Linked DNA regions of Homo sapiens: region 2 is linked to region 1. Evidence: chromatin loops called from intact Hi-C (ENCODE). Cell type or tissue: testis. All regions are shown on one strand.

Region 1 (2,500 bases):
GAACGGCACCCGGGCAGGTGGCCCAGAGGAGACAGCCGCCCAGTACGCGGTCATCGCCATCGTCCCTGTCTTCTGCCTCATGGGGCTGTTGGGCATCCTGGTGTGCAACCTCCTCAAGCGGAAGGGCTACCACTGCACGGCGCACAAGGAGGTCGGGCCCGGCCCTGGAGGTGGAGGCAGTGGTGAGGCCCAGCTGGGGTCCAGGTGGGAAGGACGGGGGCACGAGCCCAGCCCCAGCTCCACTTGGGGGCTGCCAGCGGAATCCTGCCTGGCCTCTGGGGTCTGAGAGGGAGAGGCTTGGGAGGTGATAGCTGCAGACTGACAACATGGGAGGAAAGGTAAGGGGACGAAGGTGTGGCCGTGGGGGCAGAGCAGAGGTGGCACAGCTGGTCAAGTGGCTTCAGTGGATCCTACCCTGGGTGAAGCCTTGCCCAGATGTGGGGATCTGGACTCTTTGGAGGCCACAGTTGTGTGTATGGTTCCAGGGTCGGATGGTGGCCTTGGAGTTACTCAAGGTGACCTCTGACCTCTGGCCTGGAGTAGCAGGAGTGCCCTGTGGCAGGAGGGCTGGCAGGGCAGCTGTCCTGTCCTGGGCAGGCACCATAAGGGGCTCGGGTTTTGGTTCCAGGCTGTAGTTTGAGTTACAAGGCCTGGAACCGGAGGGACAGGCATGCGCCACCACCTTCACCCCCAGGGCCCCGGGCCCCTTTCCTTCTTCCCCACACCACTACTCCCCTGCAGGGCAGGGGCCCACTCGCACACACCCTGCCCTGGGCCCATGGGAGCCTGTGGCTACCTCAAGAGTGAAATGGCATCTCCCATGCTAGCACCCTCGGCTGTCTGGGGCTGGCATGGGAGCCAGAGACCCTTCTAAGTCCTGACACTGAAGTCTGGCGGGGGCAGGAAGCGGACAGGAGCAGTAAGCCGGCAGGAGGAAACGTGGTGACTCAGGGCCATTTTGCCTGGGACTGTGCTTGTTTTCCTAGAGACTTCCCTTTAACTGCTGGATGCTGCCTGGGTGCAAGTCCTGGGAGCTCTGTTTGCTGCTGGGCCCAGGGCTGATCATCGTGGCCCATTCTCACACCCTTGAGATTTGGGCCCAAAGCTGACTAGGGGCACTCAGTTAAATTGTTACATAGGGCACAGTAGAGAGGCCATGGAATAGCAGTTTGCTGTAGATTTGGGGAGTTCTGGGTAGGGTGGCAGCCCACAGCTCCTTGAGGCTGAGGAGGAGACAGTGCAGACCCAGAAGACGCTGACGCACCGCCCCCTCGCCCGCCCAATTCAATGACTGGAGTTCACGTGGCCCTGAAGCCTCTATGCACCCGGGCTGTTGGGTGCAGGAAGCACTGGTGTTGAATCATGAAGGTGATATGGGCTTCTCTGAGCCTGGATCCCACATTTGCAGGGCTCTGGGAGGCTTGTCACCTAAATGCACATGCTCAGGGCCCTTAAGAAGGCCAGGGTTGCCCTCTGCTGGCAGATCATGGTTTAGCTCAGGAGTGCGGCTTCCCCCTCTTCCCCAGGATCAGGGCCCTTCTCTTCCCCAGGAATCAACCCTGCCTACCGGACTGAGGATGCCAATGAGGACACCATTGGGGTCCTGGTGCGCTTGATCACAGAGAAGAAAGGTGAGGAGAAGGTCTGACCCCATCCCAGTGCCCAGGAGAGGAGGGTTTCCTCCAGGAGCCTGTGAGGCAGCCGCGGTGGGCAGAGTCTTGCCCTGCTCTGCCTTCCCTGCCAGGGTGCCTCAAGCAGCCTGGTGCTCTCTGACCCAGGAGTGCACACCTCTGCCTCCCATTCTTGCCTGATGAAGTGGGAGGAAAAGGCGCACAGCCCAGGCTGGGAGTGGTGGTATGGAGGGTAGGTGGGGGGTTCTCTGCTGGGGCAGGGGGTGGGAGGTGTGTCCCATATGGCCACAGTGAGGGTCTGACTGCAGCTACCCACAGAGAATGCTGCGGCCCTGGAGGAGCTGCTGAAAGAGTACCACAGCAAACAGCTGGTGCAGACGAGCCACAGGCCTGTGTCCAAGTGAGTGGGCTGGTGGGAGATAACGGGGCCAAAACCTACATTAACCAGCCTGCCTCCTGGGGATCTCCCACTTGGGTCTCCCTCAAGTCACCCTGTTCCCTGCTGGGGTCTCCTGCCCCTGGCCTGGCCTATGGCCACTTCTGCCTGTGCCCCCTGCAGGCTGCCGCCAGCGCCCCCGAACGTGCCACACATCTGCCCGCACCGCCACCATCTCCACACCGTGCAGGGCCTGGCCTCGCTCTCTGGCCCCTGCTGCTCCCGCTGTAGCCAGAAGAAGTGGCCCGAGGTGCTGCTGTCCCCTGAGGCTGTAGCCGCCACTACTCCTGTTCCCAGCCTTCTGCCTAACCCGACCAGGGTTCCCAAGGCCGGGGCCAAGGCAGGGCGTCAGGGCGAGATCACCATCTTGTCTGTGGGCAGGTGAGATGGGCACAGATGCAGCAGGGGCAGGTAAAGACGTGACAGCCTGGGG
Region 2 (2,500 bases), 49 kb before region 1:
GATTGCCGGTGAGGAACCCTGGCAGGCGGTGGTGTGGCTGGCAGGGCGCTGAGGGTCAAGGCCTGGTGGCACTCCGCTTGCAGAAGTGCCTGTAGAAGCTGAGGCTGTCGCCAGTGTTATCCTGGGTCCACAGGCTCAGGAAGGAGAGGTTTTCCCAGCCCTCCTCTTAGGCTTGAGGTGGCCCTGGTGTATGTGTGTGCTGGAAAGTAGAGTCAGTTTTGCACCCCCACTGCCATCCTCTCCCTGCCGCTGGGCCTGCTGGCCCTTGGAGGAGTCATGCTGCGGTGGGAACAGCAGCGTCCCCGTTCTCGCTCAGTGTGTGTACCCCTGCAGGGGAGGGGAGGCGTCTTGGGGCTGTTTCCCTGTCTTTGTGTGTCTCTGGGCCTGGACTCTGTGCCATGCTCCCGGCCCCAGTGGGGGCTGTAATTCTGTCCCCTCCCCGTGCAATGATGTGTCTCTCCACAGCCTCAAGTCTCTGAGCTGGCGGGCCTGGTTCTCAGCTGCGTGACCTGGCTGCGTTTTTTATTTCTGTGTGGGGCGGCTTGCCTTTATGGCGTCTCTGTGTGCGTGTCTGTCTTCACACTGTGCCCGTCAGGGTTTCAGTCTTTGGGTTGTGATGCCCCAGTCATCCCAGGAGTGGCCCCCTCTGTCTTCCTGCTGTATCCCCCAGTGCCCACCTCAGTGCCCGGTGTAGCGAAGGTCTGGGGATGGGGCTGGTGAGGGATGAGGGGTGCTGTGGGGAGGCTGGGTGTGAAGGGCTGTTCTGCCTGGAACAGGTGGGCCTGCTGTTCAGGCTGACAGCTGCGCTGTCTGCCTCCTGCCTCCCCTGTCCACCCCCGCAACCCCCGCACACTACACCCGTGGTGGGCACGTGTAGAGGGCTGCTCGCGCAGTGACAGGGAGCTGGCCTTGTTTTCTGTGTCTTTACCTGACAGCTGAGTGACAGGCCGCTGTGCTCTGCCGCAGGGAGGAGGCTGGGAGAGGCGGGCATTTGCAGCGTCAGCCTCCCCGTGTCACCCCAGCCTCCCGGCATCAGGCACAGCGCCAGCCCTGCCTCTCAGGAAGCCTCCCTGACCATGACCATTGTGGTGCCCGCTGGGCCTGATGGGCCGTTGTGTGGGCGGGGGAGTGTGGCTGAGGGGCCCAGGGCCGCGCCTGGCCTGGCCCTGCTGTCAGGGAGCTCCCCACGCCGTCTCACTGAGGGGGAGAAAGGGTGGACACTGGTGACCTGCTGCGTGTGGACAGAGCTGCTCTGCTCGCTGCCGCCTTTGCCTTCACGGTGATGGGAGGGCGGGGTTATTAGCTCCATTTCATGGAAGAGAATGTGGAAACAGGGCCATTAGGTGACACCACAGTCACACAGCCAGTAAGGGCAGTGCTGGGGACCTGTGGCCCGTGGCTGCCCAGTCAGTCTGGGCGAGAACTCCAGGGGCTGGGGCCCTGAGAGTCATGAGGTGGCTGAAGAGACCCTGGTCCTTGCTTTGCCACTCACAGGCTGTGTGATCTTGGACAAGTCATGTCACCTCTCTGACATGACCCCTCACCTGTGCAGTGGAAATGGCAACACCTGTGTCACAGAGCTGAGTGTGAGGCTGAAGCAAGACCATGTCTGTGGGGTGCTGAGATGTCCCTGGCGTGGGGTAGGGCAGGATTAGGCATCTGGGCCTGTCCTCGGGAGGCCTTCCTGGCCCTCCACGCTCTCCCAAGTCTCCATCCTACAGTGAGCCTTGCTCGCACTGCCTCCTTCTGGAAGCTGCCCTGGTTTTTTAGAGGTCACAAGAGTACCGAGGATAGATGGTCTGCTTGTCTCCAGAGGCTCTGAGGCTCTGGTCTGCTGTTTCCGGAGGCCCTGAGGTACCTTCCCACCCGTCAGAGCCCAGGGCTGGCAATGGTGGGCTGGCAAGGATGGGGAGAGCCAGCCCCCCTTCCTCCCTGCCCCAAGGGGTGTCCTTCACACCCCCACCACTGAGTTCCTAGCATGGGAGCTCACTTTTCTGAGTGTGCTTCATTATAGGACACTGTGGGGACAGGCCTTGCCCCTGAGTCCCTGGTCAGAGGGCAAGGGATCTGAAGTGGGTGTGCCACAAGCAGAGGGGGAGCAGTGGCTGGGTCAGGCAGGACAGGCCTGGGCTCAGGTCCACTAAAACATGAGCCCTGGGCATAGCAGTGACCAGGACAGCCCCACTGGTTGAGTTCCTACCCTGAAGGACTAGAGGTGGAGGCTGGAGGGATGCCACAGACATGGACACCCTGGCATTGCCATCTGCACAGCACTTGCTCGAACCAGTAAGCCTTGATGGCAGGAACCCGAGATACGGTCCACAGATGCTCAGGCCAAGCCGAGACCTGGGAGGGGAGGGGAGAGAGGAGAATAACCCAGAGATCTGGAGCCTAGAGGAGTTAGGGGCCTTGCCCAGGATCACTCTAGGGCTTTAGAGGGGTCAGGAGTGGAGTCTAGGGGTCTAGGGCTTGGAGTGGAGTCTCTGCCAGAGAAGGGAAG

Evidence for each region. A loop is a pair of places that touch in the nucleus more often than their neighbours do. Peaks named below come from ENCODE experiments on the same cell type or tissue, not always from the same donor. Only the 100,000 strongest peaks of a DNase experiment are listed, where the experiment ranks them.
Region 2: it touches region 1 in a loop (2.0-fold over the local background); 84 of 110 quality-filtered maps call a loop at or near these places.

Annotation. Positions count from the first base shown.
Region 1 is chr11:73,392,287-73,394,786 of GRCh38, forward strand. RELT (RELT TNF receptor) reads left to right here. Exons shown (of 11, transcript NM_152222.2): 6 at 1-182; 7 at 1,551-1,631; 8 at 1,950-2,031; 9 at 2,191-2,448. Among named protein-coding and RNA genes, the nearest start is that of RELT, 17 kb to the left of the region's middle. In testis, a CTCF peak has its summit at 1,477 (motif pointing left); a DNase peak (open chromatin) is centred at 1,455.
Region 2 is chr11:73,343,418-73,345,917 of GRCh38, forward strand. The region is part of intron 1 of ARHGEF17 (Rho guanine nucleotide exchange factor 17); the gene reads left to right. Among named protein-coding and RNA genes, the nearest start is that of RELT, 32 kb to the right of the region's middle. In testis, no CTCF peak of the experiment used is centred here; a DNase peak (open chromatin) is centred at 1,044; H3K4me3 peaks cover 146 bases.